Regions from separate parts of the Mus musculus genome. Here region 1 is linked to region 2. A link is a loop called in an ENCODE intact Hi-C map of the cell type or tissue named here. Cell type or tissue: left cerebral cortex. All regions are shown on one strand. Each heading gives the region's core, and the rest is flanking DNA. Links, peaks and the distances in the headings are about the cores only. Region 1 overlaps Fcrlb (Fc receptor-like B). Region 2 overlaps Fcgr4 (Fc receptor, IgG, low affinity IV).

Region 1 (15,668 bases), core at 4,505-7,004, 130 kb before region 2:
AGGGGAGCTAGAAGGATTTAGGGGAGGGGAAGAGTCTGATCAAAATAATTTAATTTTAAAAATGATTTTAAATAATAAAATATAAGAATAAATCAATCTTATTCCATACCATAAATAGGTAATTAAAAGATGTATTTGAAAATAACGTCCTAATAAGTGTCAGTATATGATGGGTATTCATAACCTGTTAAGCAATGGTATGCACATGGAATGGTGCAGAGCTGAACCACAGCTTCTCTTTTATCGAACTTTAACAATTACTCTTGTCCAATATTCTTTCATTAAAATGCTAGATAATGCCAGGTAGTGGCGGTGGCATGGCTGTTACCTCAAGCATTCAGGAGGCAGAGGCAGGAGGATCTCTTGAGTTCAAAGCCAGCCTGGTCTATGAAGTGAGTCCCAGGACAGCCAAGGCTACACAGAGAAACTCTGTCTTAGGAAACCAAAAAAGAAAAAAAACTGCTAAATAATCCCCACCCCCTCCAGAAAAAGAAAGAAAAAGAAAGGAAAGGAAAAAGAAAGAACGGAATTAACAACTTTCTGAGCTCAAGGAAAGAAATGCTGGTTTTTGGGTGGGATCTCACTTTCTGCCAGCTAAGGGCAGGGGAAGACACTCTTCTTAGAACTACACACACACACACACACACACACACACACACACAAACACACACACACACACTGTTTATCTGTTTATTGCATCATTGTTACACTATCAATCTTGATAATGCTTCTCTCTTCCTTCCTCTCCTCTCTGTCTCCTTTCCTTCATTTCTTTTGAGACAGAGCTGACCCTAGCTGTCTGGGAACTAACAGGCTGTGTTAAACTGTGATCCAACTGATCTCCAAGTCCTACTGCCTCAGTCTCCTCAGTGCTAGGGTCACAGGGATGGAAACATGACACCTGGCTGTTTGATAAGCACTAAACAGCAGTTTTGCTAAGAGATCAAGTCATTCAGTGTGAGGTGGCTTGAATATTTCGAAAGCACCATTTTATCCAATGTGGCTAATCATATAAGGACACGCATCACCCAACACTCTCACATTTTGGTTGCTTCATTTTCATCTTTAACAGTAAGTACTAACTTGTTGAAAATGCACCTCTCTGCCGAGCAATTAGCAAAGAAATTTCCCCTCTTTTGTCCCTTCACCTCTCCATCACAGACCAAAGTGAAGTTCCTCTTTCTATTTTCAGCAAATTGCCAATGGTGTACTGGTATCGAGTTCGGTACCAGTAAATGTCAAGTTCTGCTATTTTGTTCTGTTCTTTCTGTTTTCTTTTTCTTTTTCCCTTTTTGTTTGTTTTGTGGTTTGTTTTTTTTTTTTTTAACATAGCTTCTTCTCTAACCTCAGAACTCATTATGTAGCCTCTGCTGGCCTCAAACTTGTGACTTCCCAAGCGCTGGGAATCCAGGTATAAGCCACCATGTCTGCCTGCCATGTCCTTAGTGGGGCTTCTGATCTAGGACAGACAGGGGCTGGAGAGATGATGGCTCAGGAGTTCTCAGTGTTTACTGCTTTTCCATAGGACTGGAGTTCAGTTTACAGCAACCACATTGGGTGGCCGGTAACTGCCTGTCCTCCAACTTCACGGCATCTGACTCCCTCTTCTAACTTCTGCAGGCACCTACATATGTGTAGCATACACTAACATAGGCACATACACATAAGTAAAAATGAATCTTTTTTTTTAAAAAAAAGGAAGACCTAAGACAGTCATAAAGATACACATGAAATATACTCTAAAGATCCCAAATAAGAATGTTGAACCAAACCATAAATGGATGACGGTTCGATGCTTCTGTTATTTTGCCTGTGTTTGTGGGAAGACAGGCGGTGGCCGGAACTGGTGGGCTCAGATTCAGCATTGCCTGGAAAGAGTGTGGTTTGAAGCTGGTGGAAACCTCAGTCTGGGTCTTGGGCTGTCTGCCCTGCTATCTACCTCCATCACAGGGCTGTAATAAGATTTACCTCACCCATACGTGTCTTGTTAGTGAGAGAAAGAAATGCCAAGCTACACCAGACAGCAGGGTCTCCAGACCAGGAGTCACTGGGAGAAAGGACTTGGTAATGAAGCTGTTGAATAAGAAGAATCACAATGGCCAAGCAATCCAAATATTCAGTGGCCACGAGAATTAGGAATAAATAGATCTCCATCTATCCTGCTGCAGCCACACCCGAAGTCCACCTATTAACTCAAACTCGGATGGTATCAGGCCCCTGCAATCCCAGCATTAGGAAGCTGAACTGGAAGCTCAAGGTCAGACTTCACTATTACACATAGCAAGACATGTCTCTGAAACAATTTCTTTGGAGGTTTTGTTTTGTTTTGTTTTTCAGAAATGCATGTCAATCTCCCACCCTTGAAGTCTATTCATTGTCAATATTTTAGGAAACATTTGAGCTCCACAGAACCCCAGGGCCAGAAGTGACTGACCAGAGTTGAGCACCCCATTGTATAGAAACAACTTGGACGTTTGAACAGATCGTCCATCTCTGTCCACCACTACCCAGCATTTGCAAACTTAGCACAGGGTGTTGCTGTCCTTCTGAGAAGTATCGGGGCAGAAGCGGGTTAGCGAGCCTTAGGTCATTCTCTCTCTCGCTTCCTGTTTTAGCTCCAGAAGAGACTGGTAAACAGCATGAGATGATCGGGACTGGGGACACTGCAGATGTTTTCTGTTCCGTGTCTTGTTTTGCTGAATGCGGTTTACACGGCCACTCTCTCCTAGTCTTTTCCCAGGCAGACAGAACACAGGGGACTGGCCATGTTCCTTCCACCCCCCCCCCCGCCATGCGTCCTTCAGTTTGACTCTGTCATCTATTGCCATCTATTGCTTGAATGATTAAAGCGAAATCAGATAAGCCTTGTGTTCTTCAGTGTCCTTATCAAAAGTAAACCGACAAAACCCAACCAAACAAGGAAGCCAAGACTATCTGTGCCCATACCACCGGTCTCTGAGGATTTTAAATGATAAAACCCAGAAAGTCTGTCAACTATGGGTCCATCCTCTCTGTGGTTCCAAACCCTTTTATATGTCATTCTTCACAAACTGCTAAGAGAACGTCAAGCCTGGCACCAAATGTGTTCTTCTTTGTCCTCTGAGTGCATTGCACATCCACAGTAGCCAGGACAGAGAGCCAGCATACACACCGTCAGTAGGTGACGAACAAAGGTGAGGTAAGGACACACTGGAGTTGTACGCATGTCACTCTCAGGAAAGTGAATAGAAGTTGAGATCATTGTGTTAAGAAAAGAAGCTTGTCGCTGAAAGACAGAGATCACATATTTTCCTCATATACAGAATTTAGATGCAAATATATGCATATATGTATATGTGTAATAAACACATATACATATATGCATATATACACATATATACACACATATGTATACACACATATATATGACATGAGAGCACAGAGAGGTCTATGGGTGGGGTTGAAAGGGCCAAAGGGAGATGGGGGGGAACAAGAGAAGGCAGTGAGAAGAGAGAAATGTTCCATGTTTTCTCTCACATGCAGGGGGATGTGTATTCACTCATACATGCAGTTACGGTCTTTTTTTTGTTTTTGTTTTTGTTTTCGAGACAGGGTTTCTCTGTGTAGCCTTGGCTGTCCTGGAAATCACTTTGTAGACCAGGCTGGCCTCGAACTCAGAAATCCGCCTGCCTCTGTCTCCCGAGTGCTGGGATTAAAGGTGTGCACCACCACGCCCGGCTGCAGTTACAGTCTTTAGGACGTGGAGGTGGCAGTGGATCAGTGGAGGGTAGGTCTTGAAGGTTATACCCATCTCTGGTTCTGGCCTGAGTTCTGCTTCCTGGTCCAATTGCAAAGTGAGGATAGGACACTCAGTGCTGCCTCCCTGGCTCCTGCCACCCAGCACAGGCACAGCAGACTATATTCTCAGGAACCCTGAGTGACAACACCCTTGGTCCTGTGGGCTGTGGTGGTGCATGCCTGTAATGGCTTTGGAAACAAAGACAAATACATCTGTGTAAATCTGAAGCCAGCCTGGGCTATAGAGCAAGTCCTATACCATCCAGGATTACATAGTGAGACCCTGTCTCAGGAAATGAAAACTCTTCCTCTCTTAAGTTACTTCTGTCAGATATTTTGTCTCAGAAGTGAAAAAAGTATACATATGTGCATACATATATGTGTGCATATATGTGCATTTGTGTGTATAGTTACATATATGTATGCACACATCCATTATGGAAGCAGAAGAGGGACTGTTTAGAGAGAGTCACAGGGAGGGGAAAGATGTCAAGGGAGAATAGTGGTCTAGGAATATAAGCAAAGTGCAATGATAAACATGTATGAAAATATTATAATAAAATCGATTATTTGGTCCAGGCATGGTGGCACATGACTTTAGTCCCAGCACTCTAAAGGCAGAAGCAGGTAGATCTCTGAGAGTTTGAGGTCAGCCTGATCTACAAAGTGAGTTCCAGGACAGCCAGGGCTGTTACATAGAGAAACCATGTCTCAAACAAACAAGCCATTATTTTGTAGTCTAGTTGAACAGACTAGTTTTGTGTCAATTTGACACAGATGGAGTTATCACAGACAAAGGAGCTTCAGTTGAGGAAATGCCTCCATGAGATCCAACTGTAAGGCATTTTCTCAATTAGTGATCAAGGTGGAAAGGCCCCTTGTGGGTGGGACCAGCTCTGGGCTGGTAGTCTTGGTTCTATAAGAGAGCAGGCTGAGCAAGCCAGGGGAAGCAAGCCAGTAAAGAACATCCCTCCATGGCCTCTGCACCAGCTCCTGCTTCCTGACCTGCTTGAGTTCCAGGCCTGACTTCCTTGGTAATGAACAGCAGTATGGAAGTGTAAGCCGAATAAACCCTTTCCTCCCCAACTTGCTTCTTGGTCATGATGTTTGTGCAGGAATAGAAACCCTGACTAAGACACTAGTTGACTAAAGTATATAAATAAAGTATATAAAATATTATAGTAACAAGAACAAAAAGAACAGTGTCCACTAGGTGGCAGCATCAGCTTGCTAAGATTAATTTTGCCTTGACTTCCTGGTTTGGGGTTTCGTTAGGTTTTATTAATATTATTTTTATTTTTTTTTTTAAGTTTCTCTTGGCAGAGTAGAAGAATGTTTACACACTGGGTACCTCCACATATACAAAATTATTATTATATGTCCATCTGTTTTTGTATGCATTTATGTCTGTGTGCAGGTATGAGAAGCCCTGAAACTGGAGTTACAGACTGGTGTGGGCTGCTATGTGGGTGCCATGTGGGGGGGTCTTGTGGAAGACTCAGTGCTCTTAACGCTGAGCCATCTCTCCAGCCCCTCCCTGTGCTTTTCAACAGTTCTGTGCACAACGACGAAAGAGAATTATGTGCTACAAAATAGACCTATGGAAGCAGGTTGGTAGTTCACTAAGCAATTGTATCTAAAAGGCAAGATGTGGGGCGTGGTGGCGCACGCCTTTGATTCCAGCACTCGGGAGGCAGAGGCAGGCGGATTTCTGAGTTAGAGACCAGCCTCGTCTACAAAGTGAGTTCCAGGACGTCCAGCCAGGGGTATACAGAGAAACCCTGACTCGGAAAAAAAAAAAAAAAAAAAAAAAAAAAAAAAAGGCAAGATGTGGCTCAATGGTAATTAACCAATAAATTTCTTGTGAAACAGAGTCCCACTCAAATGTCTTTTATTTGGAAAGAAGAGACTTGCTAGTTTGAGATAAGTTCTTGCCATGTGACTTAGGATAGCTTTGGCTCTGTATCTAATTGTAGGACCTTGTGCAAATGGTTGAATGAGAATATCCCCCACATACCCAGCAGGTGGCGCTGTTACCGAGTTGATCCTTGTTGGAGAAAGGGCCTCACGGGAGGCAGGTTTTGAGCTCCGTAAAGATTCCCACCATCTCTATTTTACTCTTTCTTTTTGGTGTTTGAAGTTCAAAGTGTGAGAGTTCAGCTTGCTGGCCCAGTTGCCATGTCACATTGCCTTCCTCAAAGCACGGCCCAAGACTCAGCATCACTGGCATCGTCAGAGCTTCTCGGACATACAGAGTCTCAGCCTCTACCCAGACCCACGGAATCACAACCTCTCTTTATAAAAGAGCCCAGAGTGACACGTGTGAAAAGTATGCAAAGACCAATGGGCCAGTCCTGTAATGAGCTTAGGCCACAGTCACAGTTTCAGTACATAAATTAGAATCCCAGTCCTAGGTGGTAAGAGATATCTAATCTTTTTCACAGGTAAGCCTTTGTCCTCTGATCCAGGGAAGGAGCTGTCTCCAGCAAATGTGAAGGCTGTGTCTCTCCACCTCACCCACACACATTTCCATCTTTCCTCCTCCTGTCTGCATCTATTTCTATCTCCTTTGCTTCTCACCTCGGCCTAAGGAGGCGGGATGGAGGTAAAGGACAGAATGGGTAGATAGCAGGATTCTATGATTCTGTTTGGACAGATGACTCTCTGCTCTCTGAGCCTGGCACATAGCAAACGCCAGCCGTTCCTTGTTGGTTGCCCTGGTCTTGTTTGTATTTTGATGCTAATTCTGCTTCTTCAAGAGGGACTGCCCCAAGAATGAGTGGATTTCGTACTCAGGTGGTTCCATTTTAACTGGTCAAATAAAGACTAGAGCCCGTGATTGGGCAGTGGAAGGGAAAGGTGGGGCTGGAGGTTTTAGAGAGGAAGAGAGAGAGGAAGAGGAGGTGGAAGGAAGATGGAGCAGAACCTCATGGTCTGGAGGAGCCAAAAGTAGCAAGAGATCTCATAGCTGGGGAATAGAGTGGGGTAGTGGTAGATCTGCCCAATCTAGGCATGCAGTTTATAAATATTATAACTGAGTTGTGTGTTCTTTGCATGGACTTGTTGGGGTTGGAGATTTACAACAATTCCTAGGGACACTTTTACGGACATTCTGGCAATTTTTACTTCTGGTAAACATTCTTATGGACCTAAGGAGTATGCATCTGTCTTCCAGATGTTCATTTGCACATCTTCCCCCAGCCTCTAAGAATCAAGATGTTAAGCCCAAGTTTTGGTGTCTTTTCTGCCTGCCCGGGAGACTTATTGCAAAAGAATCGAGACACATTTTCTCTCTGCATTCATCACAGAGTTCCAGGATGCTGTAGAGAAAATATCATGTGTCTGTATGGATTTGGCATCTGTCAATAATTAATTTGATGGCCTAAACAGGAAATAGGAGGTGGGGCATCCAGTAGGCAGAAAGGATCTGGGAGAGTGCTGGGTGAGAGAGATTCTCCTGGGAAGATGTGACAAGACAGACACACTGTACCTGAGCACAGGCACATGACAGAATGTAGGTTAGTTAAGTTATGGTCTAGTCAGAGAAGAACCTAGCTATATGGCCAAGGCATTTGTAAATATATTTTGAGTCTGGGAGCATGGAGCTGGGGAGGAAAGACCACCCAGCTTCAACATTCTGTGGTGTGGCTGATTCCCAGAGAGGCCTTTCGATCTGATAGTCAATTACTTTAGCTTCCTTAAGCCTAAATCAGGTTCACTTCCTGTTGCAACTCCCAACTTCACATTTCAGACCTGTCTGCTGACTCCATGGTTTCTTTTTTCATTAGGCTTTGAGGGGGAAACAGCTGATTTCCTATACTTCCTTGGCGTGAGGAAGAGTTGTGGCCAAAACAAAACAAAAATCTCTTCACACATCTTCCCTCCTTCCATATCCCCTCTGTATCCTTGTGACTTCAACCGTGTCCGTTGTAGATTCCGCAAATGATGACCCAGCTCCGGTGCAATCTCAGTGTTTACATCCTGTCACAAGTGGGGTTTGCTTAATTGTAAAAACTAAGAATAAACTTTTGTTCTTGTGCTCTGTTTGCCTGAGACTCACCTCACCTGAAGAACTGTTGCCAGCTGTGGGTGTCATGTTCTCAATCAAACACAGACTAACTGGGGTATTCAGGAAAGACTGGATGGAGAAGAGATTCTAAGTTGCAACTCCTGGCAAACAGTTTGAAAAAAGAGAGAGAGAGAGAGAGAGAGAGAGAGAGAGAGAGAGAGAGAGAGAGAGAGAGAGAGAGAGAGAGAGAGAGAAGAAAACCTTTCTTTGAGGAAACCCAGCCATGAGCCTAAGTGCTGTTCTATCTGGGGGCTTTTCTTGGGAACTGTCCTTGTGGTTCCCCTGTTCCTCTGAGTCCTTCTGAAGGAGAGAGAACCAGTCATTATCTTAACTGACTATTTTGTTGTCTTAGCCGATTTTCTCTTTTTGGGTCATCTCTCTCCCAAGCTTGTTTCAAATTCCAGAAACACAAAAGGCCTGTAGGTAAATTCCTCATGATAAGAACCGACAGAGGTAATACGCAGGTTTAGTGGTGTATGAATCCCAGCACTGAGGAGGCGGAGGCAGAGACAAGAGGACCAGGGAGCTGGAGGGAACCCTGGGCATCATACTGAGTACCAGGCCCATTGGGTTCCAAAGAGAAATACTATCGTAAACCAAACAACAACAACAAAGTGTGTGTATGCACACTCAAGTGCGTGTGCATGTGTGTGTCCCAGAACCATTAAGACATTCACTGCAGGACAATTTAAAATAGCAAAAGTTTAGCTGGGTGTGGTGGTGCACACCTTTAATCCCAGTATCTGGGAGGCAGAGGCAAGTGGATTTCTGAGTTCGAGACCAGCCTGGTCTACAAAGTGAGTTCCAGGACAGCCAGGGCAACACAGAGAAAACCTGTCTCAGAAAATAAATAAATAAAATAGCAAAAGTTTAGAAACAGTCTAACAGTTCACTTATAGGGACTGACAGAGTTGTCTCTAGAGATTTCTGGAATACCTTCCTGTCTTGGGTTCCTAAGAACTGAGGCATCCGCTAGCTGAACACCTCTAATAATTAAAGAATCCATTTATTTGTCTACCCCAGTTAAGGTTACTGCCATTGCCCTCATTTTGTAACCAGAGAACTCAGAAGCTCAGGCCTACACAGCGCTCCCATGGAGGAGAAGGCAAGAGTCTGCTCAAAGGCCCAGGAACATGGAAGACGCAGTGTGCTGGGAGAAGAGCAGAGGTCAGCATGGCTGAGGGTAGGTTAATGCTTCGTGCTCGGACTCTAACCTGGAGAATTTTGTTTAAATTCTCACAACAACAACAAAGATGTAATACAGAGTATGGTGTGAAATAACGGATCTCCACAAAGGTGGGAAGCACTGAGCAAGGACAGAGCCCAAAGTAAGGCTGAGATGCTGTGACAGAGACCTCTGTGCCATCTCATTGGATACATTTGGGACCCATGCCTACTGCCATCTGATATGGAAAGTGCCAGGTTTAGAGTCTGAGGCCTGAATTTAAGATGCAGAAGTGATCAGAGGACCAGAGAAAAAGCAGCTTCCTCTCCAGGAATCAGCAGCCATCTGTCATCTCAGAGTTTGGGGAATAGGTTCCAGGATGCTCTGGGGTAGCTGGCCTGTTCCTGGAATGTGTGCTAGAACGGAAACAGAAGTTAGATTTCCCTGGTGCAGGCATTTCTGAGAAAGCCTCACAGACCCCAGAGGGAGCGATCTTTGTCCTTCCCTCCCATATGAGACTTTGGGAAAAGGACACAGCATATAGTTTTCCTCTTCTACACAGAGTAAATTGGGCTATGATTAAATTTTCCTCTTTACTATCTGCCTCCATCACTAATGCTAAATGGAGGCAGATGGTAAGATGGGAAAGTGAAGGTTGAGGTTGCCAACAAAGTATACTGAGGGAAAGGCTGGCACGCTGGCCTCTGGTCAACTCATTTAATTTGTTGTGGTGGTGTTTTTTTCTTCTTTCTCTTCTTTTTTTTTCTCTCTCTCCCTCCCTTCCTTCCTTCCCTCCCTCCCCCTCCCTCTCTCCCTCCCTCCCTCCCTCCCTCTCTCCCTTCCTTCCTTCCTTCCCTCCTTCCCTCCTTCCCTCCTTTGTTTTGTTTGTTTTGAGACAAGGTCTCACTATGTACACTAGGCTGGGTTTGAACTCACTGAGATCTGACTGCTTCTGCCTCCCTGGGATTTAAGGTATGCACCTCCATGCCCAGAACATTAAAAATTATATATAGTTGTTATCAACATCATCATTGTCATTATTATTATTATTATTGTTATTGAATGATGGGTATTTTGATTATTAAGCTTCTTGGCACTGATGGTAGCTGCTTCCTGTCTAGATCAAGAATAGCAAACAACTTAGGAGAACAAAGTCAGAAGGCAAAAAGAGCCTGGACACTGGAAAGGCTGCCCTGGAAGAGCCTGCATTAGAGAGCTGGGAATTGGAACCTCAAGGACACCGTAGATCAGGTAACTAATCCTGTGATCTGAACATCCGTCCTCAGAATTAGCCAAGTGTCCTCTGACTTCCACAAGGGAAGTGGGTACGCTTGATCTCACACACACACACACACACACACAATGTAAAGACATGTCAGTTGTGGTTAATTGCTCAGAGGGAAATGGGACCTCACGTGCTACTGAAGCAGGTTGAAGGATGGAAGGGTAGAGTTGCTACCAGTTCTCAGCCTTTACTGTGAAGCTTAAGTGAGGAGGATATGATCCCGACATAGAGTAAAGTTAGTTCCACTAAGGTTAGCATGGCAGCTGCTCAGCTGCTCCGGAGTGGCTCTGTCGGGTCACATGGGGACAAAGGGTACCTTTGGGGAGAGTCTAGCACTGGATCTGACCCTTAAAGCCAGAAGGGAGAAGCCCACACTAAAATCTTTACTACAATTGAAATCATACTCGGGATTTTGAAGATATAAACTCATTAGTTAATAGGATTTTGAAAGTTGTTTTAATATAAGAGTAAATTCATAAGCCGGGCGTGGTGGCACACGCCTTTAATCCCAGCACTTGGGAGGCAGAGGCAGGTGGATTTCTTAGTTCGAGGCCAGCCTGGTCTACAATGAGTTCCAGGACAGTCAGGCAGGGCTATACAGAGAAACCTGTCTCGAACCCCCCCCAACAAAACAAAAAAAAAGAGTAAATTTATTGTGAATAATTACAACCTGACCCTAAATTGTTTTAAAGTGCTCATTAACCTTAATGGATTCAATTACAAAAAAAAAAAAAAAAGTCACCCACACTGGACTAGTAAACAACAGCTGTCTACTTCTGGATTATAGAAGGAACATACCACAGAGGATGCTCGCATTTATAAACCATTTTGCAAGGTCAAACTCGCCTACAAGCTATCTAGTAAAGTGGAAATCCACAGCACCACGGGACTTTAAAAACCAACAACCAAAACCACAGCAACAGGAGGGGACACTAACAGCCATGGCTCCAATTTGCACACAAGCTAGATAGAGATCCCGGAGAGAAGACACTAGCCTAGCTGTCCACTCGGCCCTCCATGACAGTGGTCTCTGGGGTTGCGGGGTTCACAGTAACGTGAGAATTGGGTGTCTCGGGGGTCTCTGTAAGCTCATGGAGGGCCTGTGGGTCCTTTAATCCCAGGACCACGCGGCTCAGAAGGCCTTTGAGCAGCTGCATCTCGCGAAGCAGGAGGTCCACCTTGGGCTGAAGAGCTTCGCGCGACTGCTCCGCGGACGCTGGCAGGGGCGCGCAGGCGTGTGGCCCGGCGGTGGCAACATGGCCCGCGGGGAACTGCAGCCCTGCAAAGGTGCTGTTCGGGATGGAAGTGACTGACTGAACGGATCTGGACACTGGGGTCTTCCGGAAGGAAAGCGGCTTGTCCCCCGGCCCCAAGGCTGCAGCCTGTGCGACTGGCGCGGTGGTGGACGCCAGATCCAGGACAGGGCCTGCAACGCAACACGCCTGGTCACCCGTGACTGCTCCACGCGGGGCCGGAGCTATCAGGGGCTGGAGGGCGGAGATGGGAAGGTAGGAAGACTGCGGGATGACCCACGGGATGCAGGAGGCAGGCGTGATGCTGAGCTGCCACTCACCCCGCCCAGGGAGCTGCAGCCACGGGCTGCGTTTCCGTACACTCCGGCTGGTGGTGGCGGCCTCACACCAGTACGATTCGAGCTCCTCGACCTCGGACTCGGGGACAGTGTACTCGGCGCCCCAGTCGAAGCGGCGCACCGGCCGGCTGTACTTGTAGAAGGCGAACTGCAGCGGCGTGTCCCGCTTCTGCGGGTGCAGGCGCGTCTCGCAGCGCAGCACCACGCGGCCGCGCGCCTCCTGCGGGCTTAACGTCCTCAGCACCGGTGTCTGGAACAGCTCTGCGGGGAGGGCGGCCTCAGGGCCCTGATGCTCGTAGGCCGCAAGAGCAATGGGACCCCCACCAGGGCCAACCTGTCCACCGCCCCGGATCCCTCTTTTTCCCTTATCTGGAGAGGGTTCCTCCTTGACCCAGAGAACGAGAAGGAAAAGGAGAAAGAATGAGTGGGACGGGGAAACTGAGGCCACGGAGAAGGATGGAGACAGTTTGAGGGGAGGCGGAATCCTGACAGGTGATAAAAGTTCCATCCTAGCTGTCAATCAGTTGGCATTCTCTAGACTTGAAGGGGACAGCTACGGGTCCCCTTCGTAGTGCGTAGTGACGTAGCACGCCCTTCAGACAGGGCAAGAACTCCTCGCTCCTAAGTGGGAGCCCTAGCTAGAACAAGTAACCTGGATATACGCCATAGGGAAGGGACACCTATAGAGCAGCCCGCGGGGTTCAGCCTCCTCTTTCCCCTTCCGATTCCAGCCCTAGAACTTCCCTGTGATCGTCTCGCCCACCTTGCACGGTCACGGCCACCTTGGAGGAGAACATGGGCGCACTCTCCACTGGGATACGCATGGTGCCAGAGCACTGGTAGTGACCGCTGTCGCTGGCTCGCGCTTGCAGCACCGTGTAGTTGGTGCTAGAGTGGAAATATCTCACAGCCTGGCCGTCGTGGTAGTAGTGAAGTTTGTAGACGACTTTGTCGTACCAGCCACGGCAGCGCATCACCAAGGGCTCTCCCTCGAACACCGCAGCATACGGCACTTGCAGAATTAGCCAGTCTGCAATGGACCCCACAGATAGTATTTACTCTTCAGGAAAAAAAAAATCCGTCTCTGCCGAGCTTGGTGGCACATGCTTTTAATTCCAGCAGTAGGGGAAGTAGAGGCAGGAGGATCCTTATGAGTTCGAGGCCTCCATGGTCTACAAAGCAAGTTCCAGGGCAGCCAGGGCAGTTACACAAAGAAACTAATCTAATCTCAATAAGATGAATCCAACCCAACCCAACCCAACCCAACCCAACTCAAGAAATCCCAGCTCCGCAGGTCACCCTTCTCAGTCTCCCTTCCTCCCGCTCCCTCCCCCCCCCCCTGCCTCCCAGGCCCGCAATCCCCCCACAATCCCTGTGGCTGTTTTCACTCCACCGGTCACCAAAACTTTTTCCTATTTTCTGGTCTGGTGACTAGCACCTGGGATCCTGACTAAACAGGAGGAAAGAAAACGATACCAAGGAAGCAAAGATGTCTCAGATTTGGTTCCAGCCCCATAGAGTCTCCTTTCAAAACCAACCATAGACCCCACAGTATGACTTCAAGCCCTTCCTGACCTAGCCCCTGATAACCTCTTCCCTGACCCCATTTCTTTTTAGCTTGCCTCACCTTTCATTCAACACAAGCTAGACCCAATCACACTGAACTGCTCGGGGGGGGGGGGGGAGGTTCTGTATAGAACCCAGGGCCCTTGTAAAGCTATTTCCTCAACCCAAAAGACACTGCTTCTCAGCTTAAATTCAGACCAGTAGGTCCTGTTAGGCCTTATCTTCTGAAGGAAGCTTCTCTGAGAACAGCCTTAGATATATCCTACAGCGTCTTGAATGTGCCACCACGATTACCATCATCATCACCACCACCATCACCACCACCACCACCACCACCATCATCACTATCATCACCACCACCACCATCACCACCACCACCATCATCACCACCACCATCATCATCACTGCATCTGACACTATCCTTAGGGCATCCTAAATGCCATTTTTGGTATCATAAAATTTTAAATTATTTCATCTATTCATTCATTCATTTGGAATTAGGTGTGTGTACATGTCCAGGTGGGTGTGTTCTCGTGAGTGTATGTGCAAGTGTCAGAGGAGGCAAGAAGAGGGTGCAGTATCCTCTGAGTCTGGAGTTTCAGGTGGTTATGACCCGATGTCCCGTTCTGTCCCAGAGCATGATTCATTCTTAACCTATCTCTCCAGCCCTCATTGTAGCTATTCTTCCCTAACAAAGAGAATTCCACTGGCCAGGTATGCTGGTGCATGCCGGTAATCCCAGCACTTGGAAAGCTGGAGTGGGAGGGTTGAAAACCAAGGCATGCTTGGGCTGCATATGCAGGAGACCCTGTGTCCAGAAAGCTTTGCAAGTCGCAGTTTCTGTGCCACAGTCTGTCTGTCAGCTATGGCCAACCGTGCTTCCACTTTAATGACCTCCAACAGGAAACCTCTACAAGTGTAGAATGCTAATTGAAACACTGACTGGTGTTCTTTAAATGCTTAATAAAAATGAACATCTGCCCAGGAAAGATTATTAATCCTCCATATGACACAGCTAATTATGTACTTTGATGGGTATACCATTATTACTTTTCCTATCCCCTTTGTTGTTGTTGTTGTTGTTGTTTGGTGGCGGTTCTGTTTGTTTGTTATTTGTTCAATACGGGCTGTTATTCACTATGTATCCCTGGCTGGGCTGCAGATTTGCACTCATCCTCCTGCCTCTGCTTCCTGGGTGCAGGGACTGCAGGCCTGCACCATCACACCCAGTGTTCTCATCCCTGTTCTAAAACGCTTCAAATATTTCGAGACAGTTGCTCCTTGATCGACTCCTAGGTGCTCATGTATATGTGCCAACAGCAGAAGTTTTATTAAGTTCTTTGTCCAATCCCCCCCACCTGTCTTCCTTCCTTCTTCCCCCGTCTCTTCCTCTGCCTCATCTCTCTTTTTCTTATTTCATTCCTTGTAAAAAGACCTTTGAGAAAGGGTATTGCTATATGGCCTAGGCTGGCCTCAAACTTGTGGGAATTCTCCTGCCTCAGCCTCCTGAGTGTAAGATTACAGATGCATAATTACTGGCTACTTTTTTTTTAAGATCACAAATAATTAACTTTAATTATGAGATCATTTTTCAAACAAACACATCTTTAATTGTTTCCTCCCCTTCATCTCCGTCCCTCTTCTCTTCCTTGTACCCTGCCACCTCCCACCTCCGGTAGCCTCTCTCGCTATGGAGATTTACATGTGGCATTGGCATTTTGACACACCTCCTCTCCACCTCTTGTTCTCCTCACTTGGCCTCCAGTCTAGTGCCATGAAACAACCCCCAGTTTCAATCCCTTTATTTATATTCACATAGACATTAAAACTCAGAATCCTGGCTGGGCTGATGTGGTGGAGCACAACTTTAATCTTAGCGCTTGGAAGACACTTAGAAGGGGGCAGTAGGTTGATCTCTGTGGGTTCCAGGCCAGCCAGCCTAGGCTACAAAATGAGACTATGTCTAAAAAAAAAATTAGAGAAACAGCAAAAAAACAAACCAAAACAAATATGCAAACAGGACTCTGTTTGGGTGTGGTACATGGCTTTACCTCAGTATTCAAGAGGTAGACACCAAAAAATCCTTGTAGTTCAAGGCTAACCTAGTATACACAGTGAGTTCCAGGCCAGTCAGGGATCCGAGAGAGAGAGAGAGGGAGAGAGAGAGAGAGAGAGAGAGAGACAGAGAGACAGAGAGAGACAGAGAGAGACAGAG
Region 2 (13,930 bases), core at 1-2,500:
TGGCCTCTGTGGGCACCAGGCATGAAGCTAGTGCACCAATATAATGTGGGCAAAATGCCCATACACATAAAATCAAAACAAAAATGGTTAAATTAAAAATATCTATATTGAGCTGGACTGAAACGTTGTTTCTTGGGAGGACAGCTGTGTGCTCCCTGCTGCTTCACTGTTGGTCCTGAAAACCCCAGGCTTTCCCTTTTCCCTGAGATAGTCCACATCTTTTTTTTTTTTTTTTTTTTTTTTTTTTTTGGTTTTTCGAGACAGGGTTTCTGTGTATAGCCCTGGCTGTCCTGGAACTCATTTTGTAGACCAGGCTGGCCTCGAACTCAGAAATCCACCTGCCTCTGCCTCCCAAGTGCTGGGATCAAAGGCGTGCGCCACCACGCCCAGCGATAGTCCACATCTTTAATAGTAGCAGTCAGGAGGCAGAGGCAGTGGATCTTTGAGTTGGAAGACAATCTGCTTTACACAGTGAGTTCCAGACCAGCCAGAGCTACATAATGAGACCCTGTTTTTAAAAAGAGAGAGAGAGAGAGAGAGAGAGAGAGAGAGAGAGAGAGAGAGAGAGAACCGCACAGCTGTCATATGACTCCTGTAGACAACATACCTTGCCAGTCCCTCTCTGTGGCATCACCATCAAACAAGCAGGAGTTGTGACTAAGCATCTGAGCTTCTGAGCTCCTCTCAGGTTGCACTGAGGTGGGAAATCGGTGAGAGGAGGAGCAAAGAATTCTCCCAGGCTCTCCCTTCTATTCCCTGGACCTGGTTCCCAGCGGGTGTCAGAGGCAATCTGATGGTGTTGATCTCTCTGTTTCCTCCAAACCCCTGCCTTAATGACAGCCATCTTTCTTGTCTCTCAATTCTCTTCCTAGATCCAGGGTCTCCATCCATGTTTCCACCGTGGCATCAAATCACATTCTGCCTGCTGATAGGACTCTTGTTTGCAATAGACACAGTGCTGTATTTCTCTGTGCGGAGGGGTCTTCAAAGTCCTGTGGCTGACTATGAGGAACCCAAGATTCAATGGAGCAAGGAACCTCAGGACAAGTGAGCTCTTATCGCATGCGATGATAAGAGCAATGGTGTAGAACCCATGAGCCTCCCTGGGAGCTTGCAACCTCACCAGCTGCATTGGTCACCATGCTTTGAGCAGCAGAAATAATACAAAGGCCCCTTCCCCAACTGTTTTTTGTTTGTTTGTTTGTTTGTTTTGTTTTGTTTTTTGGTGTTGTATGTTCATTTGTTTGTTTGTCTCTCTCCAATGGACTATCTCAGGGGAAAGGGAAAGCCTGAGGTCTTCAAGGACCAACAGTGATACAGCAATGCGCACGCAGCTACCCTCCCAAGAAGCGATTCTTCAGAATTTTACACTTTCTCTGCCCCAAACATTCCATTAGAGCAAAGCAGCAGCCTGGACTCTGGGTGGCGATGGCGATCCTTTCCGTGCTTAGCCATTGCTCCTAAATAAACTTCTGTCGAAAAGGGAATGGCTGCTTGAGCCAGTGCAGCAGCTTTTCTGTGTCTTCCTCGGGTCTGGTTGCCTTCTGGGAACCCCCAGATTTCCTCCAGAGTGTGGGAAGTCCTGCGGACCTAGGCAGTGCAGCTGAACTCATGAAGTAAACAGTTAAGAGCTGGGGAAGGGGAGGTAGCACCCCTCCCTGAGCAGAGCCGGTTGATAATATCTGGGGGAGGGAAGTCCCTTTCTTCACTTGTAGCTCTGGTAAGTGGTCATAACCCACCACCTGTTTGCACGCAAGTAACCTCAACTAAACTCAGTGGGAAACAAACAAGACTCTAAAGAGAGCAGGAGAGGGACTTGTTCAGAAGAAGAGGGGTCTCTGTGGGAGTGGGAGGCCATAAAAGAGGGTAACGGAGGGTGAAGGTTGCTGTCATTACCAGGGCATCCCCTGACAAGACAGCAATGCCAATGAGTAGGGTGCCAACGGGTAGGTAGAGGGTGCAGAGATAATCCACTTTGAAGCCGGTCTCAGAGAACAGCATCTGCTTTTTTTTGCACGTGAGCAACCACTTGTATAGTGGAAGCCTATTGGGCATGATTGGTTAGCACCTTACGTCGGATTGGACAGTGAGGGTGCTTACTGCCAGGATCTCTATGCAGAAGATGTACATTAAAGAAGCCCTAGAGAGTGCAAACTCCACTGAAGGCCAGCTACTGGCTACTCATGCTACCCACAATTCAGTGTTCTGACTTCTGGGGCATGGTGTACCATGCTTCTAATGTAAAGGCACAGTATGCCAAGTGGTCTGTCAGTCATGCCTGCCTCTTCTCCTACAGAGAATGACCAAACTATACTGTATACATGTAAGAAACCATAACTTTTTTTTAGATTTATTTATTTTTATGTGTATGAGTGTTTTTAGCCTTCATGTATGCATACACATCACACTTGGCCCTGGTGTTTTCAGAGGTCAGAAGAGAGAGTCAGATGCCCTTGAACTGGTGTTACTGATGGTTGGTAGCCACCATGTGGATGCTGGGAACCCAACCTAATGACTCTGCAAGAGATGCTCTTAATGACTGAGTAATCTCTCCAGCTCCATGTCAAATATTTGTTTTATTGCAAAGAGTAAGGGAGGAAGCTAGAGAAATGACCCATCAAAGAGCATTGGCTGTTCTTGGGAAGGCTCTGGTTTCAATCCCCAGACCCCACATAGTAGTTTACAACCATCTATAACCCCAGTTCTAAGGGATCTGGTACCCACTTCTGACCTCCATTGGCACCAGGCTCCAAGCACAAATGTAGTATGCATATTGCTGAGGTCCAGGAATCGCCTCTCAAGCCACACAAACACCGATCTCAGTCAGACAAGGGTAGCTTATTGAGCATAAGCCTCAAGACTGGCTGACCAGGGCCATAGTCTTGATTCAGGAACTGAACCATGACCCCTAGTTAAGATCTTACATGATTTTTTTAAGCCCCAAATCTACAAACATCTGTGTGCCAAGTTACTTCACCTATTAGGATTTAGGGATATCGTACTTCCTTAGGGACATGTCTGTGTTGTACACTTATCCTGCTCCCGTTGGTTGGTATTCAGCTGTGGCAGGGGACTTGCTTTGTCTAACATTCATGTCTTAACTTCTTTACCAGGATAGGACTTGTAACTTGCCAACGAGGATGCCAGTTACCCACATACATGTCTCATTCTGCCAAGTGGGATATCAGTTTTCAGGGAGGTCTTGGGAATTTAAACTTTACTAGACCATACTCCAAATAGTTTCCTATGTTGATGCAGGTGTCTCTTATGTTGGGGTCCATCCAGGGTCAGCTTATAAAGGCTAATAGCATAAAAGCTCATACACAGGTGTAGGAAGTGCTGCTGGGTGGTTGGTTCAGGTTCAGGTTCAAGCTTATTGTGGGTAACTATACAAAGCAGTTCTACCGTCTTCTCTCCTGATTGGTTTCCAGGGGCACAGAACATGGCAAAATATGTGATCAACTTGGCATTAGAAAGTTTCCTAGTAACAGGAGAAGCAACAGTACAAAATGGCAAGCTTAGATAGGTAACAGTTACCTAGGCACTAACAATACACATACAGGCAAAATACTCATATACATAAAATACAATAAATCTAAAAGAGAAAGAAAGAACGGAGGAGTCTAGGGCAGACCAGGGAGGCATCACCATCTTAGACCAGAGATAAGACTATCTTCCTAGACCAGAAGCTACAAGTAAGGGAATGAATAGGAAGCTGCATCTGTGACATCAGCTTGAGTTGTTCAGGGAAGGCTCCGTCGGAGCTGGGATGGTCTGAAATCATGTAATATTGAAATATCTTAATGTGTCTGCCTAGGACATTGGTCAGTTCTGGGCCACTGGGGTAGGGGGTAGGGGGGGAGGTTTGAAAAGATAGCAAATGACTTGTGTCAAGCTAAGTGAAGAAATATAGCTAGCTCTGCATCTGAATTGGGGAAAAAAATGTGTTAAGAGTCCACGACAAGTTCACAGAAAGGAATGGCCAGAGAGTGAAGACACTTGGTGACCAAAGTCATCGTATTAAGAATTAGAAGAGGGACTGGGACTATAAAAATCAGCTTTTCTGTTTCTATGTCCCTTCCCATAATGCATCTGATTTTTGTCATATGTACTCCCTATTGTGCCTAGGCATAAGATGGTAAATATCAGAGTGTCTGTAAAAGGTTATTAAGGGCATTGGCATATATCCCAAACCTATTCAAGCTGCGTACACTCTTCTGCTCTTCATACCCAGATACACTGAAAATACACACGAATATTAGAAACTATTTAAAATTGATTGTTGCCAGGGCTAGGGAGACTTACGTTATTATTCACAGACTGAGTATTAGAGCCCAGTGTGGGTTGGGGGTGGGAGAGTTCTGAGCTTACTCTCTGAGTGTTGTTTGGAGATAGGTAAGTGTGCCAGAGTACTAACATGTAAGAACCGGACCATCTAGTGCATTATAGCAAGAGTGTGTGCATACATAACCCAAGACCAAGTTGGGGTCCCGGGTGTTAGCATTTTGTCTAGGCTCCGCCCCACAGTTACCTGGCAACAGCCCAGGTATGCCTGACTCACTATAAAAGAGGCTGCTCACCCCCCTCCGGTCTCTCTTGCCTTCTTGCTTTTCCTCTATCCTCTCATCCCGCTCCCCCCTCTCTCCATTCCCCTCCCCCATTCTCTCTCCACGTGCTCAGGGCCGGCCTCTACGTCTCTGCTATCTCCTTCTCTCTGCCTTCCTCTTGCCTCTACTACCCTCTCAACTTCCCTCCCTACGCCCTGAATAAACTCTATTCTATACTATACCTTCGTGTGGCTGGTCCCTCAAGGGGAAGGGATGCCTCGGCATGGGCCCGCGGAGGCACCCCCTTCCCCGACACCTAACTGCACCTCCGCCGAACGTATTCCTTCCCTCCTAACTCTTTATAAAACACAACACCAGGGTAGTAAAATGTCTTCTGTGATTGTTTTTCTCACCTACAATGTGCCAGTAGGTGCTGAGAAAGTCACGTGAACAACTCCGTCGCATCCCAAGTTGTTCTCATCCTTTCATTCTCGTGGGCAAAACAGGCAGGTAGCGGAGGCTGGAAGCCTGCAGAGGAGGTTCATTTCGGGAGAGGGCGTGAAAGCGGGAGTTTACTAGGCAAGAAAGAGAAAGGAGCTGCAAGTCCAGGACAAAGATTCAAAAGACAAACCGTGAGTTTAGGAGGTGCCGTTCGACCTATTGGGTCTAAAAGGGCCAGTGAGGGAGAAGGGACCGTCTCGGGGCCACTTACAAAAAGACATCGCTGTCCAAGCTAAAAAGACGGATCAGATAGCACCAGGTATTGAAGGAGTAGACGCTGATCAGGTTCGGAGTTTACGGATGGACTCTGGGGCAGCTTCTGGAGCAGAGAATTAAAGACCTGAGAAAGGGAACCTCTTCCGGTACCAGTAGGTGATGATGAGATTAAGAAGAAAGTAAGGTGCGGCAAGTGGAGGCACCTGGTCCAATATGGACGCTCCAAGAATCGGCAGTCAGGGACGGATTCAGGAGTCCTGAAATAAGAAGGAAAGCCAGGCAAAGGTGACTGGGGACAAAGAAAAGTAGTTATCTTCGGATCAGTATCGCTGAACGTCCAAACTCCTACGGAGTATCAGCTTTCTATGTCTATGCCAGCGGAGGGGAGATAGCGAGGTACAAAACATTCCCACCGTCCCTGGGTGGGCTCGAACCACCAACCTTTCGGTTAACAGCCGAACGCGCTAACCGATTGCGCCACAGAGACCGGTGATGCTTAAGGACGCTGTCAAGTCACCTACTAAAGAATATGTTGGTCGCCTATCTGCCAAGAATTGTGGTTGGAATTGACAAAGAAATTAACCTAACCGCAAATATAACAACAACAACAACAAAAAGGGCACCATCTCCTACATTGATAAGGAACAAGTCCAGGTTCTACCCGCTTAATCTGAGATAAGAGGATGAACGAACCAATAGTCTTTGGGAAATACAAAACTAATGATTTCTGAGAGTTTGGGAATTAAGTTGGATTTGTTTAGAAACGTTGCAGGCAGGCCTAGTTAATTTACGTAGGCAAATGTGCGTGCGTAAGTACTGAGCCATGAGCTCATTATTTTTAACGTAACAACCACGTTTCCAGGCGTGTCTGACAAAAGTACTAAGGGTTCTTACAACAAAACTAGTCATGCCAGCTGTCTTGAAGTCTACTGGTTACCCAGGCAAAACAGGGGATTTTAAAATTCTTGTAACTTAACGATGACACATCTGCAAACAAATAGCAAAAGGCACATTTCCCCTTAGTCTACTACCTTCCGTTCAAGGGTCCTCATCAGGACTGCGGTCTAATGAGCCATTTTCTGTATTGCCCAGGTCTCGGGAGCTTTCGGGAGCCTCCACACACTAGTACCTCCTTGAGTCTGTTTCTGCCGCCTCTTCCAAGAACACAGATTAAGCACAGGTCAACATTTTCAAAGGTTTCATACAAACAAAGATACTTACATGCAGAAATTACATATGCATACATTTTGTATTTTTGCATTATATACTTGTTATATAACACACACATATAATTTGCTACATGACCTTTTCTTTTTCTTTTTTCTTTTTGGATTTTGTGGTGGTTTGAATGAGAATGGCCCCATAGGCTCATTGTGGTGGAAATGTTTGGGAAAAGATTAGAAGATGTAGCCTTGTTGAGGGAGGAGTGTCATTTGCAGGTCGTTTCAAAAGGCCATTCCCAGTTAGCTCTCTTCTGGTTATGTCTGTGAATCTGGATCTAAGCTCTCAGCTATTGCTCCAGTGCTGCACCTGCCTGCCCACTGCCAGGCTGCGTGTGACAGCCATCGAAGAGAAGGAGGAGGGAGAAGAAAGGAAAAGAAAAGAAGCAGTTAAAAAGAACAAAAACAACAAAGAAAGAAACTGCCGAAGAAAGCCAGCATAGCAGGAATCACAGCGTACACCAGGACTTAAGTACCACCTAATTAATTAGGTGTCTTTCTAAATGGTTTTTATATAGTAGAGCAAATACAGATACTAAGTCTTCATACAATATTCTAAAGGCTGAAAGTTGAAGGAGTAAGTCCCAGAAAGGAGAGTCATAGGAGGGAAAGTCAACTTGGGGGGGGGCGGGGGGGGGGAGAGAGAGAGAATGAATCTGAATTGCGCTTGTGCTAAGGAGTATTTTAGGACAGCCAGAGAACGTTATCCAGGAAAGACTAAGCAATGAGCAGAGATTAACAAGTGTTCTCACCAGAGAGGACAGAAAAACACTGGAAGCAATGTAAATGTTCGAAACTGAGAGACTTAGTCAAGAAACTATAATGTAGCCATATAATGAAATAAATGATTGAAGGAATGTTTTAAGCTAACATTCAATAACTGTGGAAATAGAACAATTCTAAGTAAAAAGGCATGTAGGTGTTTTTGTTTGGTTGGTTTGGTTTGGTTTGGTTTTAACATCGGAACTCGTGAAATGTACAACACCGAACGAGCAGTTCTGTGGGTGCTTATGCCGTCAGTATAGTTCACCGCTGTAACAAATACGGCAGTCAGGTGCCAGGTGTTTCTAGTGGGGGAGGCCACGTGTGCGTGAGCAGAGGGAGGAAGCCAGAGTCTCTGTAATCTCTCAACTTCACTATGAAGCAGAGGCAGCTCTAAGACGCAGCCTTATCAATAGCAAGCAACATGCACAGTTTTATCCCAACTTTATATTCAAAATGTGCTCCACTCATTTCCCCCCCCCGCCCCCAGACACACACACAAAACACCCGAGAGAACTGGAGATGCGGCTCAAAACAGGGCATTCACCTAGCATGCAAGAGACCCTGGACTGGAAGAATAAATGCCAGAGAAATATTGAGCAAAATGAGAACAGGTGTTTCCTTCATGATGAGGGTGGGGTGCCTTTTATTTATTTATTCATTCTCTATTTTTTTCTGAAAGGAATACATAGTGTAGGAAAACAAATATCTTTTTTTTTCTCCAAAATGAATATATACTATGTGTGGGGTTCTTTTACACATATAGTCATTTACACTCAAAAGAACCATTCAAAAATAATGTCTCAACACAGAGGCGGGGGCCAGACAGAGACAGACAGGAGAGAGCTGTACCATAGAAAACAGGGAAAATCCACTGGAAATAAATAAATGGTCAGAATAATTTTGTTAAGATAATTATGGTGTCGTTATATAGCTTAACACAATGAAGTGATTAAAACAAATGCTGAAATTGGAGTTTTAGAATATTGAACAATTTGAGGTCAAAGAGTTGAGATTCAAATTCTTTGACTATATAGTGCACATCCTTCCTTGCGCCGAACTGGCTTCTCCGGACTTTAGTGCTGCAAAGGGTCTGTCCTGACCTTCAGACCAGTGCTCTTTCCATGCTAGGTTCAGATAGGACATTTTTGTTATTCTCTGTCATCGCCAGAAGGGATGGCTGTTTCCCAAATCTACACAATTGCAGTGTGGCAGTGAAAAAGAATTCAGACTTGAAAACTTGGTCCAGCCACTTTCCTATGGTGCGGCAAAGATGGGAATCGTCGTGATGCCCAGTGTTTTAAAAAGCGTGAGAGTGCCATAGCCTCGATACAGGTAGGGTTAAGAACCTGCGCATACTGAATAGCTGCTGCACCTTTTTCACTAATTTGGTTAGAGAGAGGTTCTTGAAATATAAACTCGGAGCTTTATTTTTAAAAGTGATTATCCTTCTTTTATTGGAAGATCAATCAAAGATATAAATATAGAAAATAAAAAATGGATTAAAAACTCACTAGTCTCCCCGTCGGGGAATCGAACCCCGGTCTCCCGCGTGACAGGCGGGGATACTCACCACTATACTAACGAGGACAACCATGATGGGCTCCCTAAAGTAGCTGCTCAAGAAAGATATTTGTAAGCTATTCATGGTCCTTGGATGTTATCAAAATTTTGCTTTCATGAAAAAAAATGTATCTATCTGCTAATTTCCAACAGCCAGTTTAAACAGCAGAAAGGAACAGGTTGCCAGTTAAAATCCGCCGGTCACAAAGCAAACCAAGAAAACACGAAAGTGAAAAAGAGATTGGAAGGAGGAATCACAGGAGTGGGAAGGAAATGCAAGAGGGCTCCAGGTGAACGTAAACAAGTCCTTTATATACACGTGAGAAATTATCGAAGGACAAATTTAGTCAATAACAAAGAGAGACGTGATAAGTTTAATAACTCCTATTTAATTTAATACATCCAAAATATTATTTCAACATGCAATTAATATAAAAAATTATTAACTAGATTATTTTTCTTGGTCTTCAAAGTCGGCAATGTATTTTACACTCAAATTTTAATAGGAAGAACAAGTAGTATCTATATAGAGTTCATTAAAAATATATAAATCAAAAATACACGTATGACTGTTTCCTACTTTAAGTTCTTCAGTAGCTGAAATGGGTAGCCATTTACATTTTTATTTAATTTTTTCATTAATGGCTCCATTAATTATTTATTTTTAATTAATTCAATTAAAATAAAATTTTAAAATGCGATTTTTACACGTACTGGTCAGTTTCAAACGTTTAGTAACTGACGGCTACAATTTGAGCGTCTCAGTTACGGAGCCTTGTTTGTGCAAGGTTGAGATTCTGACAGAACATCCTGGATTCCAGAAGAACCCAAAACAGAAGAGATGAAATGAAAATACCTTTAGAACCTAATACGGGAAAATTTAGGGTTGATTTCATTAGAAAGCATAAAAAAAATTTTAACTTTGCGTTGGCCGGGAATCGAACCCGGGTCAACTGCTTGGAAGGCAGCTATGCTCACCACTATACCACCAACGCAGCACGGCGACCGCTTTCGTTTCGTCTCTTTAATAGAAGGAAGAAATTTACTGAGCATGTTTGTATCTGTTTTCCGCAAATTTAAAAATGGATTCCGTGAGAAAATTCGGCGTCAACCCAGAAGGAAATATTTCCTCCGCTTCTCGCCCTGTTCACCGCCTGACGTTCTCGGTTCCAGGCTCCGCAAACGCTCAGCGCCTCCAGGCAGCTCCCAAAGTCCACCCGGCACCGGTTCCATAAGCGACTTAGAACGACCGGTGGGGAGGAGAACTGGTCGCTAAGAGATCATCTGCGGCCTGACTCGGCCCCTCTGATAAAAAGAAAACCGAAAGGTCCCAGAAGAGATGGATGATGGAAGGTTTAAAGAGATGCGGAAGTAAGAGATAAGAAAGATCTGTCCGCTACTTTCACTTGTTTTGCTTTGCAAAAACGTTCCCGGAGAGTTCGTGTTTCTTTTTATCTGGAGAAATCACAGATGGCGGCGTCATCGCCATTTAAGGGTATTAAAGCCCTTATAAAAATGTATGAAAGCCACACTACCATGTGTCAGGATGGCCGAGCGGTCTAAGGCGCTGCGTTCAGGTCGCAGTCTCCCCTGGAGGCGTGGGTTCGAATCCCACTTCTGACAAATACTTTTTCCTTTTTTTCCCATCATAATTGAATAATTCATATTGGTATCTTTTGGTAAAAAAGAAAATTAAAAAAATAAATAAAATAATTCCCATCCTAAGATCCCTTAATTTACTACAATTATCTCAACTCTTTCGTTGCTGAACCAATGCTAGCAAACATTTGTAAGCATGAGGTTCTCTCTCTATCGCCTTGCCTAACCCCACCACCAATTCTAATTAAGTAATTTGCTATTTATGGGAATGTGCTATTTCATATAGCCGAGCCAAAACAACAACAACAACAAAAAAAAAACACCCTAAACTCTTCATGACACCCTCTTTCTAGAAGATCATAAAGGAAACACTTTCTAGTTTAAGAGAAGCTTGGTGGAGGGGGAAATTGTCTTTTTGACAAGAGTGAAAGCTGTTAAGTTGACCATAACTGTGAGGCTGGGAAGCTTTAGATCGGTTAATTAAAGTTTGTCAGACACAGCTCTATTCCCCATCATTGACCAACTAGACTCTGACTCTTGAAAAAGCATTTGCTCTTTCTGAGGCTTATTTTCTTCCTAGTAAAATGGATATAAGAAGTAACAGAGTGAGACAGCCTACTCATTAGATGTTCAGAATTCGAGTTGTGTCTCCCGCCTGCTGACGCGCCTATTACAGGATTCCCAGGTAAGTGGAATGTGTATTAAAGTTTCGGAATAGCTAGCCTATCCTCTTCACAGGATGCTGCTGATGTAGAAGTGCTCTTTCTTTGTCTTTTCAAGAGGCCACCTTTCACTCTGTGTCATCTAAGCATTTAAAATATGTCAGGCACCATAACTTAAGAAAAAAGAATACATAGTTACTGCATTCAAACTAAAGAAATACAAGGTGCATTCTTAGGAGAGACATGTAAGGAAAAAGATGTTAGACGTGTCAGAAAATTCTTAAAAGGAACGTGAGGCAAGCATTAAAAGTAGCATCACCTCTGATAGATGCACCCAGTTCTATAATGTGACGGTTTGAGAAGACATGTGTTATTAAATGAAAGCCTCAATGCCAGGGTTGACTCTCTCTGTATGAGTTATTAGTCAGAGAGGCCCCAGAAGCTATTGCCACCCATCTTGGTTGCCCACCATGCTATATGGTAAGACTCCATTGCTGAAGACACAATATGCTATAGCTTCGGGAAATTTAAAAAAAAAAAAAATCAATTTTGAAGTGACCAGAAATTGACTCCTTGCTGCCTAGCTTTCATATTGCTAGGAGGTGTTATTAAGACCACAGGGACACACAGATGCACATGCCTATACACTTAAAATAGGTTTTGTTTAAAAAAAAAAAAGAAAGAAAGCGGGGGTGTGCATTGTACAATCACGACAGCATGACCAAAAGTGTGGGCGACCAGCCAGTTTTAGATTAGTTGTGAGATCTGCTCTACAGGAAATTCATTATTGGTACTGTAAAACTGGTTAAAGCCCATGGACGTAGGGGAGACAGGCCTTAGGGGGGACTGCGACTGTTGTTTACTAAGTGGATGTATCAAACTGCCTTCTAAATATTTGTGTTTACAGTTGAGAGCTATCGGCGTTGGCCAGAGATGCTTCTTTTAGCAATGGGCAACAAGAGTTAGTGCAGAAACTCCAAAAATGATCAAAATGCTGAAAATATGCGACTGTTGAATGTTCAGCCCTAAACAGAACATTTTTATCAGCCTCCCAAGATTCAGGGAACACTGAGGAGGAGGGAGAGGACAGAATGTAAGGGCTGGAGAATAGGGAACAGAATAGGAAGGAGGAGTGCTGCAAAACTCTGTCTTCTGAACATGACGTTGGACATGACCTCAAAAGGTTGCCTGAGCAAGATCAGTCCAGCACGATCAGTCGACATTCCAGCAGACTGTACTAAGTGGACTCAGGGAGAAGGGAGCATGAAGACTGGAGGAGGATGTGTGTCGGGGGCTGTTAAAGGTAGCAGGAGGGGAGCCTTTGGAGGGAATAGAATAAGGTACAGGCTGTGCATGTATATAATTCTCAGAAGATAGATAAAAGATGTCTTAAAAAAATAAGAGATGGTGTGGGAGGCAATAATCAAAATACATTCTGTATGTATGTGAAGTTGTCCAAGAATTCATTCATTTATCTATTTATTTATTTTAAAATGAATCTCAATGCCGGACATTGGGGCACACCTTTAATCCCAGCACTTGGGAGGCAGAGGCAGGCGGATTTCTGAATTCGAGGCCGGCCTGGTCTACAGAGTGAGTTCCAGGACAGCCAGGGCTATACAGAGAAACCCTGTCTTGAAAACAACAACAACAACAAAAGAATCTCACTCTGTAGCTCCAGCTGGCCTAGAACTTGCTAGGTAGACTAGGCTGGCCTCAAAAACCACAGGAACCCTCTCCTCTGCTTCTGAGTGTTGACTATAACAGTCCTATAACAGAGCAAACTTAATAAAAATGTTGTTTTAAACCAGACAAATGAGAGCTACAGACATGGCTAAGCAGTTCAGAGTACTCTTGGTCGCTGTTCGGTACCCACATCAGACAGCTCACCAGCAGCTCTGTGGCTCCAAGAGTATCCTCTTCTAGCCTCCTCAGGCTGATGCTCGCAAAAGCACATAAATACAAGTAACTCTTTTTAAAAAATCAGACGAATCAAAATTAAAAGGCTATTTATAAAATACGTAATCTGTCTTTTAAAATGTTAAGATCACAAAAAAAAAAAAAAAGACTGAAACTGCCACAGAGTATATGGAATTTGGGACGCATTATATGTCAGTGTAATATGGAATCCAGCATTGACTTCTGTAACAGAAAAAGGGTGCATCAGTGGGAAGGATGTCAAACCTGAATAAAGTCAACAGCTTAATTAGTAGCAGTTATCCAATGACATTTTCTGAAGTTTGGTAAGTTATCGTGTGTACCATCTTAACACTGGGGAAGCTGGCTGGCAGACAAGCAGTAATTTTCCATATTATCTTTGCAAATCCCCTATTAATCTAAAATTACTGAAAAGAAAAGAAGACTTGGAAGTAACTGCCAATGAGTAGGAATTGGGACTTGGGCAAGGAAGTACCGACAGCAGTATTTGATTTCGTAGTAATGGGCATCTATGATGATTTAATTTGTCCTCACTGTTTGGAAGAACTGGGAAAACGTAGTTGTGGTTAAAATAATCAGACTAAGAATGGGGGGGGGGGGGCATGGAGGGAGCCATGAAGGAATGTGGGCTGTTGACATGGACACAGCCATGTCAGAAGCCATGGAAGAGTAGAGATCAGGGATGGAAAAGCCTTCCTCAGGTCTGAGTGTGGATAGTGATACTGTGTGAAGAGAATGGACGCCACAGCTCTCTCTGCCTGCATGTTTATGGCCTGAAGGCTGTCCCCTACAGAGACTGCTCCTACCGAGATTCGCTAAACCTGCCTTCTTGTTCAGCTGTATGCAATAACCCTACTCACACTGTTCAGGTATATATTAATAAACACACTGAACTGCCTGGTGATGTGGTTTCTCCATCAAA

The links. Hi-C counts contacts between places; a loop is a spot of excess contacts. Peaks named below come from ENCODE experiments on the same cell type or tissue, not always from the same donor. Only the 100,000 strongest peaks of a DNase experiment are listed, where the experiment ranks them.
Region 1: a loop joins it to region 2, with 4 times the contacts of the local background. A loop is called at or near these places in 2 of 42 quality-filtered maps.

Annotation. Positions count from the first base shown.
Region 1 is chr1:170,895,982-170,911,649 of GRCm38, forward strand. It overlaps Fcrlb (Fc receptor-like B), which reads right to left. Exons shown (of 6, transcript NM_001029984.2): 4 at 12,651-12,917; 5 at 11,870-12,148; 6 at 11,292-11,722. The coding sequence ends at 11,292. Among named protein-coding and RNA genes, the nearest start is that of Fcrlb, 9.1 kb to the right of the region's middle. In left cerebral cortex, for the core only: CTCF peaks have their summits at 4,996 (motif pointing right) and 5,789 (motif pointing right); DNase peaks (open chromatin) are centred at 4,984, 5,383, 5,802 and 6,305.
Region 2 is chr1:171,028,265-171,042,194 of GRCm38, forward strand. It overlaps Fcgr4 (Fc receptor, IgG, low affinity IV), which reads left to right. Exons shown (of 5, transcript NM_144559.2): 5 at 873-1,497. The coding sequence ends at 1,051. Gm35090 (a long non-coding RNA gene) reads right to left here and starts at 5,754. Exons shown (of 3, transcript XR_373703.2): 1 at 5,468-5,754; 2 at 5,260-5,367; 3 at 4,966-5,075. n-TNgtt6 (a tRNA gene) reads right to left here and starts at 5,751; the gene lies at 5,678-5,751. It overlaps n-TDgtc4 (a tRNA gene), which reads right to left and starts at 8,836; the gene lies at 8,765-8,836. It also overlaps n-TGtcc2 and n-TLcag3. In left cerebral cortex, for the core only: a CTCF peak has its summit at 1,421; no DNase peak of the experiment used is centred there.